Linked DNA regions of Homo sapiens: region 2 is linked to region 1. The links are chromatin loops, found by intact Hi-C in ENCODE. Cell type or tissue: MCF 10A. All regions are shown on one strand. Links, peaks and the distances in the headings refer to the core of each region. The heading gives the core; the rest is flanking DNA.

Region 1 (12,312 bases), core at 2,380-10,379:
CTTTCATCCTTGGCTCTGCTCCATTCAGTTCAACACTTTTTTTCTTTTTTCAGCAACGTCTTAGCTGAAAACTAAATGGCTTCCTTATCAACAAGGTAGTTGACTCAAAGCTGGAAAAAACTGACTGCTATCTTTGACACCAGACACAGAATTTTAAATGATCTTGACAGGTTAAAGGGATGAGGCAAAGCCAGCATAATGAAATTTAACTGGGATAAGGGATGAGACAATACCAAAATAATAAAATTTAACTGAGATAAATGAAAAATCTTAGATTTGTGTTGAGATGACAATTATACACATTGAGGACAGAAGATGTTTTCTTGACAGCAATTTGTTTGACAAGAACATGGGAGTTTTAATCGAGCTTTATAAACTTTACTGAGATAACATGTGGAGGGTCCTTATGGTGCCTGGCAGATACAGGCACTCATTAAATCATTATTTGTTGAAGCTCACTATGAGCTAACCACATAATCTGGCTGCTAAAGTTGTAGGCTGAATTATAGGAATGTGGTGTCCGCACCGAGGGAGATGATATTTCTACCACATTCTGTACTGGTCAGATCATTCACACAGTATTCTGCTCAGTTCTGGGTTCCACATTGAAAGAAATAGACTGATAAGAATGAGCAGCATTTAAAAAGAGGATGACCAGAATGGAGCCATATAAAAAAAACACAACGTGGGGGTGAAAGGTCGGTGAGGTTCACCATGATAAGAGAATGCTGAGGGTGAGCACCGTATCAACATTTCAAGGATTGGCATGTAGAAGAAAAAAAAATAGTACTCCAATTCCACAGGCAGAGGTAAGAGTGAAGTGGAAAGAATATTTCAGCTCAAAACAAGAAAATTTTCTAATAATTTCAATTTTTCAACAAGGAAAAACACCATGTCATGAAGTCATGAGCTTGCACGTATTTTAGCCACAGGCAGGACAGGGGGAATGATGTAGAGTTGATTTCTGAATAGGGCAGGAAGCTGGTCAATGGCTCCTATAGTTTCTGCCAAGTTAATTCAATAACTATTTATGGAGCATTTACTATGTGAAAAGCATTTTACCCCTTTCTGGGTATACAAAAGTGAGTGGGATGGAGTCTTTATCCTAAATATGCTTATGATCTTATAATGGAGCTAAGGTATGTACTCCATTAATTTTAAGGCTCAAAACTTATAGGTATGTCCTCTAAGAACCGAGAGGGTCCTGGAACCAGAGAAGGTGAAGGCTGTTAGAACTGTAGGAATATTATAAGCATATTGGCCAGGCGCGGTGGCTCACGGCTATAATCCTAGCACTCTGGGAGGCTGAGGCAGGTGGATCAGTTGAGGTCAGGAGTTCGAGACCAGCCTGGCCAACATGGTGTAATCCTGTCTCTACTAAAAATACAAAAATTAGCCGGGCATGGTGGTGCATGCCTGTAATCCCAGTTACTCCAGAGGCTGAAGCAGTGGAATCGTTTGAGCCCAAAAGTCGGAGGTTGCAGTGAGCTGAGATTTTGCCACTGCACTCCAGGCTGGGCGACAGAGTGAGACTCCGTCTCAAAAAAGAAAAAAAAAAAAAAAAAAAAGAAGTGTAGAAGTATTTCATAGAGCTAGGTCTCAAACATGCATTTGACTTTTATTATTATTTAGTAAAATAATTCCAGGTAGATGGGAACATTGTTAACAAAGCTACTAAGCTAAGAGAAACCCTGAACAGAAAGTTGTTTAGTTTGGATAAAACACAATGGTAAAGAGGAAGCATGAAAGAGAGGGCTTTGAAAGCTATGCCCCATCTTTAGAGGCAGGAAGGATCCACAGCACATGTTGGAGTGTGAAATTACCATGATTGAATTTATGTTTTAGGAATTGGCAGAAGTGGATAAGTTGGACAAAACAGGTGTATTAGAAAGAAGGTGACCAAAATCGAAACAACTAAGGATATTTGTATTTATTACAAACTGTCTATATTCCAGGGCACTAGGTTGAGGCTCTTTACAAATAACATCTCCTTCAATCCTCCTAGGCTTATATGGGAAAATTTAACTAAAAAATGATATAGAATCAAGTATATATTATCACATTATGATAATATATGCCACTGTATCACACTGTAATTTTCAGTGTGATAAAGACTTTACAGAAAAAATAAGAAAATAATCCATTAGAATATTTTTTAAAGACCCTCTTTGGGAAGTCAAAGAGGGAATGAAAGAGTTTGATGTGTGTTTTCATTATATCTAGGATCAAAATGAGATCTTATTTTAAAATGTAGTTTGTAAATTCTTGGCACTCTGTGAACGTTAGGTATCATATGTTTGTTACATGTAGATTTAAATCTTGGATTCTCCTAGAAGCAAAGAACTCAATCTGGCATATTGAGGTGACTTTGGTGAATAAATTAGTTCTCAGTGGGCCAAATGTAGTGCCTTTTGGTTTGAAGATCTGGCATATTTTTCAACATTGAAGATGACACCATTTTTTTTTCTTATTCTAAACCCATGAAGGAGTACATATACATTAATCTTTATAAAAAAGTTACACAAATTTCTCGTTGTTATAGATGCTAAAATTTTATCTGAAGATTGGCAAACGATGGGAGTAGCAATTAGCCAATTCTTTTACTGGACATTATGGAATTACGGAATCCCATAATGACTGGAATTATGGAATTATGGACTGGAATTATGAATTATGGAAGGCTGGAATTATGTAAAATTCTCTTGTGAACCATAAAGAAGTGTTAACTAAAAATATCCATGGCCTGGAATGCAGGTACTGATAGGAAGGTTTTATTAGGTTGGTACCTGGGATCTATGAAACGCAGACTATACCTACAGATTGAAGAAGCTATCATTTATTAAAAGCTACCACTGATCTAACACAGTGGACTGCTTCATATTCATACACCTGTGAATAAGGAAATGTAATAAGATTCCAACCAGATTCCAACCAACAAATCCCTAATTGATCAGTTTTTAGCCTGCTTATGAAGGACAACTCTACATAAAGCCCTATAAAAGATCCCAAACTAGTTGCTGACAGTAGTTCTTTTGTGTTCCACTAGCTGATTAAACATATTACTTGCCCACATTTAAAAATTAGGAGGTTTTGCAGAAAAATATTTCATGGAAACATGTTCAGCTTCCCATGAAAAATCAGATCTAGCATGTATGGATTCAAATTCATGCAGGACAACTATTAGAGAAATTAACTTGCTGCTGCTCATTTAGACAAAGCATGAGCTCTTTAGTCTACGTAAAACTCACCAGCCCCTACTACTCCTGAATTTTTTTTTAACAACTATATTGTTCACTTATTTGCCTGATCTATTTATCTAATCTAATCTTGATCTGTTTATCTAATTTAATGTTAGCAGCAGAACTGGGCATTTGAAAGCTGCTCAAATTCTACCCTGAAAGAGTGGTCTACTGCTCAGCACTACAGCAAATTTGACACACCAATTGCTTCTGGTGTATGCGGGCTATTGCATCCTCTTTGATTAATTTTTCTCCTAATAAAAAGTGCAAAAACTAACAAAAGTCAGCCTTCTATATTTATAAATTATTTATTTATTTATGCAAACCCATATGAAAAAATTAAATTCCTCAGTGAGTAACTATAATTGTATTTGTTGTGAACTTCCATGACAAAATTTGCCTAATTTACATATATTGCAAATTTGGTATTTATTCATTTTTTTAATATCATGGATGGCTAGACAGTCACATAATAAATATGCTTTTACCTTGCATCAGTTGAACTTCAAGAAAAATTAATTACATTCATCATTTCCTGATTTCTTTCTTTCTGTAATTTGAGTATCCCCATGACAACCACACATTTTCGTTAACTTCTGAGTAGCAGAGGCACCTTCCTGTAGCATTCCCTGCATTTACCAAGTGGTTTATTTGAAGGATATAAGACCTATACTCTCTTCTCAGTGATATTTTTAATAGTTACTTTTAATTTAGAATGTAAAATCTTTTGCACATACAGCGGTTTATTTTTGCCTGACTTTTTACTTCATAATGTCATGCTCTTAGGCCAGTCTTTATTCCATTTAACCATTTATTAGCTATGTGTTCATTCACACAAGTGGTTACACTACAAAAATAACACTGCAAGTATTACTGGGTTATTTTAAAACTGTGGTGGATATCAAAACACTTACAAAATCATAAGTCTTCATTTATGTGGTAAGAAAAACATAATTTCTATTTTTTGAAATCTGCGTTCAAGTACTTGAAAGACAACAAGGATAACTTATTCCTAAGAGCCCACAGTCCTTCCCACATCGTCGCCATCACCATCACTCTCCCCATTTTCTGATTTCATTTCTCAAATATCACCTGGGAAGTTTTTACCTCCTTTTTCTTTATTTTAATGATTAGTATGAAAGATTAATTTTTCCTCATTGCCAAGGGCATGATATTGGAGAACAGGTAAATAGATTTATCTGATGCTTTAAAAATTTTGATTCTACTGCTTTTCATCTTCTAGTCTCATCCAGACTCATACTCATCCCATACCCATCTCTAAGTATCACGCTCTATTTGTCCAATAATGTTAGAGCAGAGATAGGAGCCATCTTTAGCAATTTTAGCTTACCTAGCCCTTATCCAGCAATATTTTTACTGAATTGTCTAGCTTTATTCTGTCCTTTATTTTGTAGACAACCATAGAATTGGCTAAATTAATGTGTGTGCAAGTACGTTTTAACATTCATCTGATAGTACTTTAAATCTTGTTCCTGAATGAGCAAAAGCAAATGACAAAAGGTTAAATAACTTATTTAAATGTAATAACAACAAGTGCAGGGTTGTTTGGCTTTTATTAAGTTTTTTATGTTACCTTTTTCAAACAGAAGATAATGTTCCTGTACATGCTGAGAACAGGTGGTTTAACATACAAAGTTACAGTCACTAGTGGGATCATATCTAACTTGACTTAGTAGACTTCAACTCTTCTGATAAAATGATTAAAGTGATTAAAGGCCAAATCATAACTAATTTAATGTAAGATTTGGGAGTTTTCTAACATTTTCAAAAAAATACAAATCTGGGAGATTTTTGAGTAAACATTATTTGTTGATATACTTGAAACAAATAGGTATTTTATTCTGAGATATTTTCCCATTTTGGGGAAAACTGAACATACATTTTTAACAGAAAAACAAAATTTTCTAAGGATGTAAATATGCATATTATATAGTGCTAGTCCTAGTACACAAGGAACACTAAATTATATAACAATATCTTACATTATTAATTACTTATTAACTTTATTAAGTACAAGAAATTTGATCTTGATTCCTTTGAAAAGTAACTAATTTTGCAACATTATCATTAGAAAATACATACTTGTGTTTATAAAATTCTGATTATGTATTCTATAAATTCAGTAACGAATGTCACGAATCTTCATTGTATATAAGAACTTTTAAATATGTGTGCATTTCTTTTTACAGTAAAATGCTGAGCTGAAAAGAGACAGCAATATAGAAGTATATGGTAACACAGAGTACCCATTTTTAAGTAAAATTTTATTTCAAGTAAGCAATTCCTTGGCAGTAGCAAGGAATTAAAAGTCTATATTATACTAGGAATCAGAGATTTTAATTAATACAATGTAACGTTTTGAAAGTATGTCCACTACATGATAAAAAAAATGACAAAGCATTCATCTTAAATAATCTTTTGGGGATGGCTCTTCTGCATAATTGAAAAAACATGAGTAAATTTCTGTGTGAGAAGAACAGAGTCATGGCTAAGGTCACAGATTCTAGGCACAGATTACTCACTTTAAATACTGTACTGTCAACTTACTAGGCACGCAGTCTTGGGAAAGTTATTTAACTTCTCTGTGCCTCAGTTTTCATCGGTATATTTTAGGGTTGCCACAATGATTCAATGTTTTATTCTACTTATAGAACTTAGAATAGTGAGCAACATCTTGCAAGCACCATATAAACTTGTTCTTACCATGTCAATGTGGCACTTCCAGAAGATGAAGCCCTTTTGAAGACACAAAAAGAAAAAAAACTGAAAAGCAACTTAATTGCTTCAGTGAACTGATTAACTAAGCATATCACACTCAAATGTTAGCAGGTGAGGAAATAGAGCACGTTTACTCCTGTGTTTACTATCACAAGACAGGCAGGAGAATCACCTCATGCAGGCAGGAAAAAAAACACCATAAAAATATTCACAAAAATATAAATATCACAAAAGACAAAATAACTGACATCCTGCCACCATGCTAGGTTCCATCTCTATGACAACTGCAAAAAATTTTTTAAAAGTCTTTCTAGTTAGGAGAAAATGGATTATTCTCAGAACATAGGCTACTGGCCAATAAAAACATTGTGGAAAAAGAACTGACAGAAACTCCAGGTTTGATTTTTAAAGAGTTCCTCTGACATTTGATTTATTTTAAATATTGGGCTAGATTAAAATATGCCAGGAAATGGGTGTGGAGGGGAGGAAGAGATCTGAGACTAGAAAAATTAATGACCTAAAAATATTGTAATTAATTTTTCACATTGGCTTTAAGTGATAATTATTTTAGATTTTTAGAGTCTAATGACAGCATTTTCCCTAAAGCCCAATTTGCAAGCTCTTCTCCCCAAGTGTCTGCTTAGTCATCAGCTTAGTCATGTGAACTGCTACATTTCTGATTCATTGAGAGAATGTGAATATCCTATTTTCTGAATTTGTAAGCTTTATAGAGGCCCATAGAAACAGCCTATAGTGTGTGTGTATGTGTGTGTGTGTAAGTTATTCTCCAATTGCACATTTTCTAACAACTCTTTTAAATCTAAGAAAAGAAAAAATATATTCCAACAAACCATACATAAAAATACTGGCCAGAGAAACTTGCATAAGAGCACCCAGAGCCATATTCATGGCTTAGTGATTACACTCTTGAACAATTTTCCCCATTTACAGGCTTACAGCGTAAGCTAAGCAATACTGGTTGTCTATGAGTCTGCAGGGGAATTTTTTATTTGGAAAGTTCAAAGGAAAAATTGTAACTATAATAAAACATAAACATTTCAGTTTTAGTTTTCAAGACTTCATACACAGCTTTTATTTTTAACCATAGTAATACATTAAAAGGCATAATTAAAATACTCAGTCTATAAATAGATGACAACTGCACTTTACTTTAGCCTTCTGCTTTCTTGGGTCACTCTTCTTTTTAAGTGGCTTTTAAGACTCCCCTTTCCAGAATTATTGATATGAGTAGTCATAAGAAGAAACAGGAACTCTTGTAGATATAGTGAAAATATGGACTGGCATCTACTAGTTAAACTGAAGATTAAATCACAGTGGGTATATATAAATTCAGATAGACACAGTGAGCTAGAAGTAGCAGACAGTAGTCCACTTATAATGATAAACAATACACTTCAGTTATCTTCCTTTATGTTTTATTTTCTCTTTTTTTTATTATACTTTAAGTTTTAGGGTACATGTGCATAATGTGCAGGTTTGTTACATATGTATACATGTGCCATGTTGGTGTGCTGCACCCATTAACTCGTCATTTACGTTAGGTATATCTCCTAATGCTATCCCTCCCCACTCCCCCCACCCCACAACAGGCCCCGGTGTGTGATGTTCCCCTTACTGTGTCCAAGTGTTCTCATTGTTCAATTCCCACCTATGAGTGAGAACATGCAGTGTTTGGTTTTTTGTCCTTGTGACAGTTTGCTGAGAATGATGGTTTCCATTTTCAACAAACGTTAAAAAAAATTAATACCCAATTGTGCTACATCTACTTGCAATTTCAACTAACCCTTTCATCTTACTATAATCAACCCCAAACATTTGACTGGGGCTCAGTGGAAGCATTTACTTGACTTTCAACATGATAGCCATTAGCTATTGGATGGCTATGATTTTTCATGCAGCATGCAGTTTGCTTTTTTTCCCCCTTATATCCCCAAGGTACAAATAAATAGATACAGTAGTGTATTAACATCTGTTTTACAAAACTGCTTCAGTTGTGATATATATTTTTAATATAATAAACTGACTGCATTATGATGAACAATTCTAGAATGAATAAACTCATAAAAATTCATTGGTAATGCCTGTTCCTCAATTAAGGAAAGTCTGTCTATTGAGCTTAGGAGAATTGCTTGTAATGAGTGGAAAGCTCAATCATGTGTCCCACAATCACTGCAGCTAATGCTTACATTTAGGTTGCACAGAGTATCAATTTGGGCTATATTTCAAGGACAAGCTCCACTAACCTTTCTGCTCTTTTCCTCAGCAGTGATACACTGGTTCACTCAAAAAGAAAAAGCCTGGTTTTTAAGATCCTGTTACTAATCCATTTAGAAAAGCAGCAGTGTTGTTTGTTCAAATATAACATGCATTTTGAAGAGAAAGTGTTGGATCTGAAAGGTTTCATATTTTCCACAATAATATGACTATCACAGAAGGGAAAGGCAAGGTTTTCAGATATTATAATGATATACTTGATCGACAGTCCATGGAGAAAGTTGAGATTTCTGTTCCCCTAGGTTTGCATTCCTCTTCCTTGTCCTTCTTTCCACACTTGACATGCTACAGAATTTTGACAACTGAAGAACATCTCTGGAGTACTTATTACTTTGCTTGTGAACTCCTTGGCCTAAGTAGGGCTGTGTGATATGTCATTGACTATCAGAAGGCCCTTAAACTGTTTACTCTTCGTTAATATTGAAGAATGCTACAGTGAGTGATCTGAGGAAGTCCAAGTGGCCAAAGGACACATTTTAAATTTGTTTTGTTCCAAGGCATTACACAGTAAAAGCATAGTGCAAAATTAATCTGGCCAGCAGGAGAGTGCAGGTTACACAAAGCATCTGCTGGCTGCCTCTGGAATAAAAACACTGCATTTGTCTAGACTTTATTTACGATTCATTTTTGGCATAACTAGTTGTTACTGCTGAAAGCCAAATTATAGCAGCCTTGTGTAACAGATTACCTCAAAAGAAGACAAATTCTAAAGTGGAATTTTTTTTAAATTTTTAAACAAATGTATTTTTAGACTATCTTCTGTGTCCAGGAGGTCCCTAAGTCCCACAGCATTTTCAGCATTTTTAGAATGACAAGAAAACCACAAAGAGAGGCGAGAAGAAACAAGAGAATGGCTTATTTTTTCCCCATTTCCCTCAGTCACAAGCTACCAATCACTTAGTGACTACAATATTCAGGCCTTTAATTTTGCATTCAACTGCTGTTCATTGTCTGATAGGTTTTGTTGGATTGGGAAGTCGGATGGTTCATGCCTAGGGCCTCAAGAGGAAGGGAGCTGCGTCCCTCAGAATGACGTTCAGTGAAAGCTTTCTCTAGAAGCACTTGGTAGTCTGATGAGTGTATTTCAGCTTCACAGCAACATGTTTTCTTTTGCTATTTCATTTGCACAAAAAGCAAGCAGTGCTCTTCTGCCTCCAAAAATATGTACGAGTGGGTGTGTATACAAGAATGAGAGAGACAAGCATAGTGAGGGGGGAGGAAGAAGGAATTGAAAAAATAGCTCCAATTATGCTTTTTCTATTCTTCAAATTTCATTTGGATCTCTTCTATAGGAGAGCTGTGCTGATTAAAGACTTCTGGGGGATTTTTAATATTTGAAGCAATGGAGCTTTGAACTCAGAACATGGAAAGGGAATATTAGATGTACATTTAATAGAAAAGCTGCCTTAAATATGAAGTTCAGAGTATAAACTTAGTTTGTGAATTTTTTCACACTTACACTATGCACATGAGCTCTAAATTAAAGCTTATGGTAATGATAGTAATGGTTATACTACTGTCTGCCTTAAGAACAGTAAATAACCTGTGATGAAATATGTTGGAGTCACACATTCTAAAGACAGAAGAGTGTAATAAGAAGTCTATCTTACACGTACCATTACATATTTTCATACAATTTCTTGATGAAGGGATTGACTTGTTTATTGTTAAACACACAATTCCATGAAGGCAAAATATTATATAACTTCCTGGCTAACTTTCAACTATAATAATTTAATATCTCAGTAACTTTATTAAGTGCAACTTCTATCTAACATTAGTTTAGAAGGCCCATTATACAGCAATTCTTTGTAAGGCTCTGGAAACCAATGTTTTGTTGCCAGGCACTATTTAGAACTGATATTAATAAGTTCCACTTGTGATTTTTGAGACATATCTTGTTCATTTATATACATCATTTTAAAATTAATTAAAATATAACTAACAAGTGAACAAATAAAACACACAAGATGTTTTAGATTTTTTAAATTTGTATTTTTCCTCAACGGAAACTTAGTTACCATATTCCTCTAAAAAAATATACAAACAAGGATAGTGACACACAAGAATTGTTATTAAAATAATCAGGCTGACGTTGACAAAAGAACAGAAGGAAACTGTTAGTAGCCAGATGTCAGCCATGCCCCTAACAATATGGGCCAGTGTGGGGTGTTTCACAATTCACTTGTATCAAGCCTTGATCTACAATCTTGGAGAAACATTCACCGCTCAGCCCAACACTGTCCAGTTGAATGCTTTTTACAATGTTAAGAAACAAACCTAAGGAACAGAAACTAAAATCAGGGATGTTTTTGGTGGATGCTTTAGTGCACAACTCTGCAGTAATGCATAGAACAGGTGCATCCAGGCCCTGCACTACATCCTATGTTCTTTATTCCACTATCAGTTCTCTTCTGGTTTGGGTTACTTTTCCTAAAGTGTCTCATACTTGAGGCATCAAGAGTGCTTCCAAAGCACATACTCCTAGGTCCAAGCAGAGGACACTTCATGTTTTTTTTTTTTTTTACATTCAGTTCTAACTTCTCAGGGAACAAATGGAGGATGGGAGCCAGAATTTCCACCCTAGTACATTTCTCCTCCCAGCCTCTTCTTTGTCTTTGAAAAGTTTGAGTTTAGCATGTCAAGTTTACATTTTCATTCTCTGTGGTTGGAGATGAGGTGGGTCACACATTTCATATGAGTTTTTCTCCCTTAGAAAGGATTCATTACTTTGGTGATATGGTTTGGTTCTGTGTCCCCACTCAAATCTCATCTCGAATTGTAATCCCTATAATCCCCATGTGTCGAGGGAGGTACCATATGGGAGGTGATTGGATCATGGGGGCATTTTCCCCCATGCTGTTCTCAAAATAGTGAGTGAGTTCTCATAAGATCTGATGGTTTTATAAGGCAGTTTTCCTCAATCTTGCTCACTCTCTCTCATCTGCTACCATGTAAGACATGCCTCTTCCCCTTCCACCATGATTGTAAGTTTCCTGAGGCCTCCCCAGCCATGAGGAACTGTGAGTTAATTAAACCTCTTTTATTTATAAATTACCCTGTCTCAAGTATGTCTTTATAGCAGTGTGAAAACAAACTAATACACTTGGTTAAGAATATGGGCATCAGTTACTTTTTAAAAACTCTCCACATAATTCTAATATCTAGTAACTTTTGAGAACCATTGGTCTGCTACTGTTTTAAGATGATCACCATGGCTGTAGTATGTATAACTGTTTAGAAAAATCAAGAGTTGCATTTTCACATGTTCATTTGGAGATGTCTGAACCTGAATCTAAGAGCAACTATGTTGATTAAGAAACTCTAAGGGAAAATTGGGAAAGACGAGTTTGCTTTTGTTTGTTTATTTGTTTGTTTTTTTAACCAGTGACTATCAAGAGCGTGATGGTTAGAATTTTGAGGTAAATTTCCAAGTTTAGTCCCCCAGACTAGAAGTGTAAACAGGAACCAGAGAAGTAAATTGTTCTCAAACTTTTCTCTGACACTCAGAAGGCCCACCCTGCAAGGACTATCATGAGAGAGTCTAACATGATGGGAAGAAGACATTCTCAACATTTTTGCAGAGGAGTTTTAGTGATGAGATGTTTAAATAGTCTCATCTTGGGAGAGCCTACAGGTGGCAACATAAGTGGGTTGTGATTGCATTACTAGTGGGCATGCACCTGGCTAACTAAGCAATATGACAAAAGAGAGTTGGGCTGCAGGGGAGGAAAATGGCAGATGTTCCATGTTGGCTAAGGGTAATTGTTCAGGAACCTTGTGAGTCATGTCCTTAGTGGCTTCTAGAGTGGTTGGGGAAGTATTCAGGGAGGAAGAGGGCTTGAGGTCCCATAACAGCAATTATGAGGTGGTAATCCGGAGATGAATGTGTTACCCACAAAAGAATAATGCATTCATGCATAACCAAGAGCTGAGAGCACAAGGATGGCTGCCAATTTTTATCTCATGCATAACTCAAGTAATCCATACTGTCCAGCTGAGAACAACACTGGTGTGACTGTGGGTGACAGTGAAGGCT
Region 2 (12,312 bases), core at 2,063-10,062, 270 kb before region 1:
TTTTCCCTGACAATGATAGTAATATTATCATACATGGTCATTATAGAAAATGCTGAGAAGTATAAAGAAAAATATAGAAATCACTTATAATTTCATTACTCAAGAGGTAATAGCTATTAATATATTGGCTTTTAATGCCTCTATATGTATATTTTTAATATACATAACTGAGATTATGTGATGTACTATGTAGTATCATGATAGTTTTGTTTTTTTACATACTAAAAACATTGCTTCAAGTCATGATTTTGAAATTTGAAAACATTACTTGTCTCATTTGTGATTTTAAAAATAATTGCATAATATTCTATCGTGAATATAACCATTTTCAAAACAATTTTTTCAGTGTTAGAAAATTTGCTACCAAATACTATTATGATGAATATTCTGGTACATAAATGCTTCTTAGTGCCTTTGGTTAGATTCCTATGGGAAGAATTATTGGGTTAAGTGTCTAATTTTATTATAAGTTCTTTATCTTTATTGCCTGATCACTTTCAAGAAAGATCACATCAGTTATACACATGGCACAATATTTATGACCACTTTTTTCCCCAACATTTTCATCACAATTGAATATTTTAATTAAAAAAACTTTCAATAGATATTTTTTAAAATATATTTTTTCAACTTATGATTTCTTAGATTATTAGTGAGGAGAAAATATTTTCTTCTGTTAGTTGGTCACTTGTATTTGTTGTTGTGTAAAATATCTGTTCATGTTCTTTGCACATCTTCTGGTAATGTTTTAGTATTTTTCTTAATAAGGGAAAGCTTTCCGATAACATTACATGTAACATTTTGTGTACTAGAATTTTGTGCGCTATTTCTCCAATATATTATTTATTATTAAATTATACTAATGTTATTTTTTGGTGTTTTGAACTTGAAAATTGGCCAGGCATGGTGGCTCATACCTGTAGACCTAATAATTTGGGAGGCCAAGGTGGGAGGATCACTTGAGTTCAGGAGTCCAAAACCAGCCTGGGCAATATGGTGAGACCCCATCTCAAAAAAAAAATTATCTAGTAAAATAATTAACCATTATTCATATGCTTTCTTCTACTGCTTAGAAATTCTTGTCCACCATGGTGGCAGGTGCCTGTAATCCCAGCTACTTAGGAGGCTGAGGCAGGAGAATCTCTTGAGGCAGAGGTTGCAGTGGCCTGAGATCACGCCATTGCACTCTGGCCTGGGAGAGCAATACTTCATCTCAAAAAAAAAAAAAAAAAAAGAAAGAAATTCTTGCCCACTCAGGGGTTAAATATTTACTACATTTTCACATATTTTTTTTTAATATTTAGTTTTTAAAATCTATGCTTCTAAGGGCACCTTGACAGCCAATTTCCCCAACAGTGAGTGAGCTCTACCTTGCTCAATTGTTTGTGGTGGTTTCTTGGTCATTCACTAATGTTATACATTGTAGGGTGTCTATAAAACCTAGTGTTTGAAGTATATTCTTCTTTCCCCTCAGAAATTTATTAGTGAGTGACAATCTTGCTTTGGATACAGGCTACATCTTTATGCTCATCTATTAGGGACTAGCATAGATATATTCAAAATACTTAATTTCATGTATTGATAGGAATAAATAAAATAACAATACTTACTGTAACTCCAACATATGCTCCGGAACCATAACAAAAAATATCTTCCAAAAGGTAACCAACTATTTAAGTGTCAAAACATATTATGATTTTTTTTTGGTCAGTTTCAAGTTTAAACATTTTTAATATGTTGAATTTTGGGGAAGTAAAAAAAATCGTATTCTTCCAGTGTAAAGTAACCTGCTTTAATATTCAGTTGCTACCCATTTAGAGAAGAAAATTGCTCTTCAAATAGCATAATGCATTTTTGTGTGTGTGATACTGGCAAAGGTAGGGAGGATTTAAGAAACATTTTACACTCTTTGGCAGTGGTGTTGATGGGGAGAAATAGAAAAATAAGAAAGGATTGAACTCGTTACTATTTTTTTTTTCCTTCAGCCAGATAATAAAAGGCAAAGCCCGATTTCATACAAAATCAATGGGGGTGAGTTATTTTGACAGAAATTTGCCATCCTTCACTGATCATGTGGTACTCCGGATAATAAATATTTTAAGTCAGTACATTACTGGTAATTTATTAGGTCATATGAAATAATAAAAACAATACAAAAGTCTGGAGATGAAAAAGTCTGGTGAAACAGAAGGTCTATGTAAATGTTCAATATTTTCTAGAGTTTTACTATTAATATTATATATTATTGGAAGAAAAGGAGATGTTTACTAAGTAGAGATGTGCATTTTTATTTCTTTTTAAATTGTCTCTCTCATTATTTTCCTACTAGGCTTATGCTTTTTCTCCTCTAAAAGAAGAAACTCAGAAATGCCTTTTTTTGTTTTAAGTCTGGTTTGTAGTTTTATTTCAATTTCATTTCTATTTCCTTCCAAAGCTAGGCAATACATTCACATCTCTAAGTTCAGATGTTGTTCATGAGGATCAATGCAAAAATTACTTTCTAGGCTGAATGCAGAAATACTTGGGTCTATGAAACTCATTCTCAATAAATTCAAGTTATTATTTTCAAAAAAATCCTAGTGGGTCACCAACTATTGAAGCCAGTGTTGGAGGAACACGACAGCTTACAGGATGCTTGGAATATAAGAGTAGCATGTACTCTGACCTTGGGGAGCCATAGGGGTCTTCAGACAGATCAAGAAGCATCACAAGGAACGGGTCTTTGAAACTAATATATTTCCACAACATTTTGAGGGTGATGATGATTTAGATAATTCCCCTGCCAGGTAGAGAATGAGTGACGCCATTGCAGTGGCTTTGTGGAGAGGTTGGGTCATGATCCTCACGTTGAGGAGTAAGTTGGGCGCTAGGTGCTCCTGAGAAAGCAGCTGTTCCATGTGGTTGAAGCAGAGAGGCAGGGTGGAGGCAAGGTAAAGAGCAGGACTGTAGACTCAGGTTGTCAGAGGCCCATCCTGGCTCTGCCACTCAGCTTGAAATTGTGGAAATCACTTTACCTCTCTCTATTTTAGTTTCTCATTTGTGAAGTGGGTAATAGCACCCATAAGCATTGTTCTGAGGATTAAATGAGCTCATCGTGTAATGCACACATGCATTACATGTATGTAATGTGGATGTATGTAACAGGACATGTGTATGTAGTAGGCACAGTGACTGAGCAGACTAAGACCTTGATATAAATGTTGTGAAATAAATAAAATAAACTTCTTGGGAAAGTTATGAGGGCAGGAAAGGAAGAACCAGGCACATGAGGTCTCCAGAGACCTACAAGGGCCTTAAATGGAGAATTCTGGGTTAGGAAAAGTAGAAAAAAAAATTAGTCCTTAGAAGACTCTGTTGGCTGCAACCAAAGTTTACATTCACTTGACAGAGTGATATAAAACTGTGATTATTGGAATGAAGTGACCTCTGTCTGAGTGTGGAGCATGGATGGGAACGACAATGGTAAAGCTGAGGACAGTGAGAGGGAGAGCTGGGGAGGCCATTTCTTATTTCTCTCTTTACACCCCCGATTTGCTCATGTGTTTTTAGGACACCTCAGATTCCTTTTGAAAGTAGGAGATAAAATACTTTTTTGTTAAGTAAAAAAGAAGTCCAGGTAATAAATAAAACAAGGAAATCCTGGGCAAAGGGATCATGGGCTGAAGAGGAGGAACACTGAGGTAATACTAATGCTTAGGCTGTACACTGACCAAGTGTTGGAGTGCAGCACACACCTCATCTGCAGGTATTGGGCTCAAGGAAAGGGAGTTATAGACAAATTCACCATAGTGGTAGATGAGCAGAGACTCTGAATACATCTGTGAAAACATTTTACTTTTCCTTTAAGTAGAGATGTTTTCAAAATAGTGGGTGATATGATGATATGAGATTAGATGGAAACAGAAAAGAGGAAAGGGGAGTACATGAAGAATTATTTTAATGTTGGGATGGCTTTGTCCACTGCAGCGAACATCCAGAGATGCAGTGACTACCATCTGCCACTGAAAAAGAACCATTGATGGAAGTACTATTTTCAATGATAACTCCTGGTAGCAGTAAAAACATGGTTTTAAATTAAATTTGGAATTTTCCTCCTCAATGCTGCTTCTTCAAAGACAAATGAGCCTCTTACAGTATGTCTAGTTAAATAAAATAATGGATGTGAAAGGCTTTACAAAACATTAATGTGCTATATAAATGGAATGTGTTATCATTGTGTACTGTGTACTAAAAAACATGCAGTAAAAAGATATTATTTTTGTAGACTAAATAGTCAAATATGGGCTGCATGACAGCACTGTGAAGTGAAGTCATAATTGATGAACGACTGTGCCCAGGGAGGGTTGATTTATGTGTGGATGCTAACCTGGAAGAATACTTCTGGTGCAATGTTAAAGGGTGTTTGTCTTGTTTTCTTTCTTTGCCCTTTTCTCACTTAAAGGTTTTCCAGTCAGTTGATGGCATACTTATCAAATTTAATGATAAGACTAGTATGGGGTAGGAAACTAACATATATCAACTTTAGAAAGTATATTGCTATATGAATAAACCAAGCTCAGATAGGCTAGTAACTTGCCCGAGACCACTCATTTAATAGTAGATGGTATTATGTGAGTAACCTAAGACTAGTAACTTGCCCAGTAGAGTGGCAGAGAGCTGGAATTTGAAACTAGGCAACCTGAGTCTAGAGAATGTACATCTAAACCACTTTGCTTAATTATTGATTCATTTACTTAACAAACAAACCGCTCACACTTACATGAGAGACTGATCTGAGCATTATACAACTGTTACTCACTCCTTGTAACAACCCTATGGGGTAGATACTATTATTATTTTCATTTCATTATGGCTTAGAAACTGAGGCACAAGGAAGTTAAATACTCTCCCCAAGGTCACGCAGTTAGTAAGCAGATTGAAACATAGGCAGTCGAGCTGGGGAGTCCATTCCTCTGACCATCATGTTATGCCACCTCTGCTCTATGCTGTGCTCCTTTCAATAATGTGCCCAGCTTCACACAGGTGATCCTGCCCTCTCCTTATACCCTGGGAACCAGGGAGTCTTTGAGGTTTCAAAGGAAGCAGTGAGCATCTATGATTCCGTTGATGCTCTTTTGACCTACCTTGGAGCATCCATGCCTAAAGACATCTTTTGTGATGCCACCAATTCAATCCTAGACTCTTAAATCCTCATCTTTGGTTCTTACTGCCAGATAGCATTCCCCCCTGCATAAAATACATCCTTATTCTCATTACATCTCCCCATAAAACTTTCATCAATTTGAAAATTGTAAAACGCATTCCTTTTTATGCAGACATTTAATCTATGGTTAAATGACAATTGCGCAATATATCCTCCTGCATACCCAAATACCATCCCAACTTGGCACTTTGAAAATAAATTGGCATAGGTTTCGAGGAAATAGAATATTCTCAACCATAGACTTTAGAGGATGCTTATCTGTAAAACAAATTACAGGGCACACTTTGGCTTGATCAACACATCGTACTTAAGAGAGGTTTCAGATAGAACCACCAGCTTAGCAAATGTGATTTGAATTTGTCTGTGGACAAGACACTATGTTCCTTTCTTATGTGAATGGATGAAACCAGAGCTTTCAACCTCTCAGCCTTTCAAACTCTCACTTTCAGAAACACTGAAGTTTAACATATAAAGGTGTTGTTTTTGCTTCACACTCAAATGTTAGATTTTCTGATTTCTTTTGATTGGCTCCAGGTGATGTTAAGTGCAATGAAGAAAATTATCAAAATCAATCTATCTTCAAAGACTTTCTTTGAAATTATAGGATCTGAATCAAAAGGTAAAATAACAGTATTTTTATTCAAAGTTCTCTTCCATGATTTTCATAGCTCTTGCTCTACTAAGGAGCAAGTAAAATTGGTAAAATAGATTTTTTTTCCCTCTTGAAAGGTGATTGTTAGGGCCTTGATATTTTCCAAAGAAATTCAGTATTTCTTAAGCAATCTGACTCTTGCTTACTGGATTTTTAAAGGATTTAATTACCAACTTCAACACATCAGCAAAGTGACTTACATTACGTATTAACAGTAAATGTAGTGCATGAATCATAGCCAAAGAATGCAGCTAACACTGGGAAACATAATACATAACCAACTATAGTCATTAAAAAGTTGAAGTATTAAAGCCTGTCACCAGAGAACTTCCAAGCACTGGAAGACCAATGGTCCTGATCAAAAGTCAAATCCAGTAGAAAACTAGCATATTCTAGGAAGCAAAACAAAATCCAGAGTAATCAAAAATATAATGCTGAAGGTAATGGTTAGTCTTGCTACACAAAATGTGATTGGCAGACTGACAACATTGACTTTTACCCACGAGTTTATTAAAAATGCAGAATTTTAGGCCACACCCCAGACCCTCTGAAGCAGAATCTAATTTTTAGCAGGATCTTCAGGTGATTCATAGGCACATTAAAATTTGGAAAGCACCACTTTAAAGTATTTTTGTTAATGGTATTATGTGAATAATTGTTGTTTTCCAAAAACAGTGTCATACTCAGAGGTAATGGTCATCCTTATTTTACAATGGGGCTATCATCTTATAGTGGGAAAAAATTCTCATACTCTATTGCTTAGGAAAGATAATAACTGATATAGAATTATTTTTCCTGAAGGAGGAAAAGCAGTTATAGGGGAAGGAATAGCAGCTCATCACTTTTAGTAACAACAAATGCCAGCTTGACCTGCATTGTTATTTCACCTTGCACTTCTCATCACATTATGCTGGTGGATTCTTCTCCTTCCTTTCTTATTTTTGAGTCAGAGAAGGAAACTGACCTAGAGGTTGCTGTAGGCATTTAGAAATATGGTTTTCTTTATCAATTCTATTCGATCTGCTGCAGCAGTTCTTACCTGAGTGATTTTAAGAGTTTATCAGTCATGTGACTGTTGAGATACCCAAGCCATCATGCAAGTACCTCTCCCATGACATGATAACTTGTGTTAATAATAAAATGAAGCTGTGATAGGAGATGTGAAACATATAGAAATCAGAGTGGTACCATGAAGGCGTGAGGGAGAAGATGAGGGAGCCAGGACTAAGTGAGGAGAACTGTATCCCTAAGTCACCTGGAAGGTTGTGGAGCAAACAGATCATTAGGCAGCACTAGTGATGGGGAGAAAATGGTCATCAGTCACTCCCTGTTCTTTCTTTGCTGCCTAAAAGCACAGATAATGCCACACATTTTCTTATCTAAGGTCTTGGAGAAGGTTTATGGCAAATTTACCAGGAAAGAAGAAAAGAAGTGGCTTTTTTTTTTTTTTTTTTAATTAAGGCTTAGCATCAGTCTTTAATGCTGTCATGCAGCATTGACAAGTCACACACTTTGGTCTCATGTTGGCAGTGGCAACTTACAGTAAGTCTAAAGGTCTGAGCACCAGACTGGCCTCCAGGGAACAGACATTTGTTCCAACTCCCCCTCCCTCCCCAAGATTTCTTCAGAATTCCATTATGGCCCTATACAAAGAGCAGTGGCTGCTGGGGACAGGTTTTATTTGAGTGTACATCAACTATACATGGAATTATAAAAACATATTTATAGATGTTCCACAGTGCTCCTGTAATCAGAAGCAAAGACCCATTTATGAAAAGGGATTATATCTAGGGCTGTGCAAAATTCAAAAGGATCATATCCCTTTGAAAGAGTCCATAGTCCATGAAACAAAAAATTACCTGGGCCACTGGTAAGCCCCAGGTGTGCCAAGATTGCCTTACAGAAATGGAAAGAGTGTGACCCACAAAGTGAGGACATTCAGCTTCACTAGAGCCAGAGGTCAGGAGGGCCCCTTGATGGGTCCAGGCTCCCAGACTCTCAAGAGAGAGGTGGCTGCACTTGCTGGAGTCACTCACTGGAGGCTGGCTCCCTTGGTGCTGCTGGAAAAAGGGGTATTGCTTGTGGGCACCAGCCAGGCAGTTCTGCAGGAATAGTTTAGGTTCTCAATTTGAGATGGCCAAAGAGAAGACAGAATTCTTCAGGGGAAGAGCAAGACATGGGAGACAAATACAGAATAAGCCAAGAACTGATCATACAACAGAAACGGAGGAGCGTACAGGGTCTGGGAACCAAGACAGCGGGTCGACATTATCTACCAGCCAGAAGCAAAGGGACTCAGAGGGATCAAGTCCAGCTGCTGGTCTGCCTCTTGACCCTGGACGGGGACTGCAGGAGGAGGATGTGGGCCCATCCTGGGAGGGCTGCGGACCCAGTGGGGCAGACTGGAATGCTTTTTCCTGCTGTTCCCACTACCTGATGCCCTATTACTCCAAAACCACCGAAGTCTAGTGTATGACTTTGAAAGATTGTAATATATGCTCTGGAAAACATTCAGCAGTACAAAAGCCCTCCCTGGGCCCTCCCACCCTCTCATGGTCCACAACTGGTAGAAAGATCCAGAAATCCTTGAGCTCTGGATAGGTCCCTGGTCAGTCCTTGGGGAGCTCAGGTAGCTCAGGTAGCTTGAAAGAATCTGCTCAAGTATGGTTCTTGATGTCTGGGGAATCCTTTCGGGGAAGATCACTTCCAATTCAATAATGAGGTCCCCACGTTTCTCTGGCGTTTTGGGGAGGGGAAGGCCTTCTCCACGAACTTTTCGTCGCATGCCAGGCCTGATGGCATCTTTGAACACGACGGGAATGGTCCTGCCGTCCAGAGTGGGGACGTTCACTGTGTGCCACACAGAGCCTCCGGGAGGCTGATCCTGGAAGGATAAATGACATCAGAACCATCTCTCTTAAAGGTATTGTGTGGCTTGTCCTTTAAAACAAAGACGATATCAGCTGGAATGTTGTTGGAGGTCTGGTCTCCTTCTTTGGGGAAGGTGATCTTGGTCCCTTCTTTCCACCCCTTCTTCACTTCGATGGTCAAGATTTTGTCTTCGTTTCGAATGCTCTTTCCGTCGGGGTTTAGCCGCTTGTGGGAGATTTTCATCTTCTTGGTACATCTTCTTGGTACAACCGCTGTAGATCTCTTCAAGGGAGACTCGAAGGTCGTGGGTGACTGGGGGATCTTGCTTCTTTCGGGTGGGCTCTTGGGCAGGGCGGGAGCGGCCAAAGTTCATGTTGGTGAAGCCACCCATTCCCATAGGGAAGCCAGAGAATGGGTCAGCAATGTCCATGACTTCCTCCCCGTTCCGCTGCCCAAAAAAGGCGTCAAACGGATTTTTGCCACCGAAGAACTCAGCAAACATGGCAAGAGGCTCTCCATGGAATGTGTAGCTGAAAGAGGTAGCATTGGCACCACCGCCGCTACCGCCACTGGGGCCGCTGCCCTTTAGGGCTTCCTCCCGGTAGTGGTCGAAGATCTCGCGCTTGCGCGGGTCTCTGAGCACCTCATAGGCCTCGGCGATCTCCTTGAACTTCTCCTCGGCGCCGGGCTCCTTGTTCTTGTCTGGGTGGTAGCGCAGCGCCTGGCGGCGGTAGGCCCGCTTGATCTCCTCGTCTGACGCGCCGCGGGCCAGGCCCAGCGTCTGGTAGTAGTCTTTGCCCACGGCCCCCGCCTGCAGCCCACTGACCTGCTGTCGCCATCCCCCGGCTCCGCCACCGCCCGGTCCCGGACTCTGTATACCCATCCGGCCAGAAGTGCCTGTTATACAAAGAGATCACATTCTTTCTTTAATGGTTAATGACAGTTACAGGAGTAAAGGAGTGCAGTTGGCTTTTTAACCTTAGTTCTCATTTTAGCTGTGACTGGAGAGAACTGCAGTTTCAAAGTCCTGGGTGAGAGTGTCCACAGTGACAATGTCACTAATGCTATAGTCAAATAAGTTGCAACACCATTGCAATCACTTCTTGTCCTGCTTGCAGAGGTTGACATTATAGCTGGGACTTCAGAGGAATCGAAGTTAACTTTGATGGTTGTACATTTTGAATAATATGATTGTCAGGGTCAAACTACCATGCAGCTGTGTAAGCTACACTTTTGTAAATAAAGAAAACGTGGCCAATTCAAACTAAGAATAAGCACCCTATGAATGCTGTTTTAAACCTTTTCTTGCCCTTAGAAGATTCACATTCACAATTCACTTCTCCTTCATGCCACCATCATCTCTTTTCCGCACTGTTCTTGTCTGTCCTGTTGCTGTGGTCTTCTAACTGGACTCTCAGATTCCATGCTTACCATCTCTTGTCTATCTTTTACACAGCAGTTGTAGTATTCATCTCAAAATGTAGTTAGGTTATGCCACTTCTCTGCTCCAAAACTTCCAGAGTGTTCTTATCTCATCCAAAGGAAATCCCAAATTCTATCTCTGTCAGACAAGCCCTGAGAATGTGGCAGGACACCCTCTGCCTGGGCCAACTCTCTGGTATCCATCTCCTGCCTCCTTCACCTTTGCCCAGCCATCTAGCCTTCTTTCTCCACCCATACTAGACAGGTCTTGCCTCAGGGTCTCTGCTTGGATTATAAGTCTCAAAGATACACACTTAATTTACCCTTCACTTACTTTAGGTGTCTGCTCAAAAGTTATCTTACCAGCCAGGTGCAGTGGCTCATGCCTGTAATCACAGGACTTTGGGAAGCCAAGGCAGAAGGATGGCTTGAGCCTAGGAACTTGAGACCAGCTTGGGCAACATAGTGAGACCCTGTCTCTACAAAAAATAGAAAAATAAGCCAGACGTGGTGGCCCGTGCCTGTAGTCCCAGTTACTCGGGTGGCTGAGGCAGAAGGGAACACCTGAATCTGGGAGGTGGAGGCTGCAGTGAGCCACTATTGTGCCACTGCACTGCACTCCAGCCTGGGCGACAGAGTGAGACCCCATTTCAAAAAACAAAGTTGCTTTATTGAGGAAATTCCTCTGAACACTTCCTATAACCCCTATGCTCCAATACTTACATAATTTTAAACCATGTAATACACTATACTTTTTTTTAATGTTTGTCTTCCCCAGCTAGAATATAACCGTGAGAGTCGACATCTTGTTTTGTTCACTTCTGTCTTCTCAGTGCTCCAGAGTGCCAGACATATATTAAGAGAAGTGCTCAGTTAATATTTGTGAATAGATGATTTTCAAGGATTGTTTATGCACCTGGTACTCTGGCCATTTACTCACTCTCCTTGGCTCACAAGCACTTTTGTACCTTCTTGCTTTTGTTGAGATCCTTCCTCTGTTCCTTTCTGCTTTCTCAAAGCTGCATGTTCAAGTCTCACCTTTGCTTCAGGTCTCACCTGAAACCTTCCTTCATTCTATTCTCAAAGCTGAACATGTCTCTCCTCTGGTCCCCCCAGAACTATCCGTGTTCCCTGTGTCTCTGTTTTGCACTAGAATGATTCCTCTTCATGAACTGGAAGCTTCCAAAGGTGGAACTCTGTCTGATTTATCTTTAGCCCCTGACACCCCCATCTCCACTCCACCTCCCCCCATCCCACAGAATCTACTTCTTGTATACAAAGAAGATACTGAATGAACATTTGGTCAATAAATATTGCTGAATAGATTTACCTTACTGTGACAATATTGATTTGATGGTGCAGCACTTGGGTAAGAAATGGTAGTAGAGTGCTCTCATAATTCTGTGCTTTTTTTTCCCCACCAAATTTCCCCTGATGACTTTTTGGTTTGGTGTTTTGTGTGTGAGGGGAGTAGAAAAAAAAGTTGCTCCTGGGTGTTACCATTTCGCTTTATATTAATAAGTGCTGAAAGAGAAAACATTCATACAGAAGACAAAATACCTAATAATCAGAATGTCAGGTTGTCTGCCCAGCTGTCTCAATCCAGGTTGGGTTAGTAACTAAGGGAAAGGTTTCTATTACAGAAAATTCTGTTAGCATCCTTCACTGCCTGAAAAACTTTTTCCCCACCTTTCTGATGGAACCCTTTCCTATATCCTAGTAGGGAGAATCAAGAGCAAGAAGTAGCTGTGCTTAGAAGTAGATACCTTTTTAAAAATCTGATTTTTCTTAGCATGAGTTTTCAACTCCAAGCTGTCAAGATTCTGCATTAGAGGTTCACAGTGTACTTCTCTGTGGAACAGCTGGTCTAATTGGGCAAGTTTTGCTGTGGTGACATTAGGGCTCATTAGGCTTTCTCTTATCAGTGGTATAAGCTGTGAGATTTCCACCAAGCAGAAGGTTTAGGTTCTAAATGAGAAATATAGATTAGCATTTCACATAATGAAATAATGGACTTTAGTGTTACCTTTCTAGTGACAAAAGCAGGAACTTAAATCCATTGTAGGGTTCCTTGTTTAATCAATAAATAAACGAGAGACACAGAAGATTTATTTCTTCTGTGGCAACAAATACCATCATTTTTCTTAATTATCCTTAGGTTTGC

What was found. Hi-C counts contacts between places; a loop is a spot of excess contacts. Peaks named below come from ENCODE experiments on the same cell type or tissue, not always from the same donor. Only the 100,000 strongest peaks of a DNase experiment are listed, where the experiment ranks them.
Region 2: it touches region 1 in a loop (3-fold over the local background); 2 of 110 quality-filtered maps call a loop at or near these places.

What each region holds. Positions count from the first base shown.
Region 1 is chr2:192,139,912-192,152,223 of GRCh38, forward strand. The region is part of intron 4 of TMEFF2 (transmembrane protein with EGF like and two follistatin like domains 2); the gene reads right to left. Among named protein-coding and RNA genes, the nearest start is that of TMEFF2, 49 kb to the right of the region's middle. In MCF 10A, for the core only: no CTCF peak of the experiment used is centred there; a DNase peak (open chromatin) is centred at 6,620.
Region 2 is chr2:191,872,678-191,884,989 of GRCh38, forward strand. All of the region lies in intron 1 of CAVIN2-AS1 (CAVIN2 and TMEFF2 antisense RNA 1), which reads left to right. It also overlaps the pseudogene DNAJB1P1. Among named protein-coding and RNA genes, the nearest start is that of CAVIN2, 32 kb to the left of the region's middle. In MCF 10A, for the core only: no CTCF peak of the experiment used is centred there; a DNase peak (open chromatin) is centred at 6,104.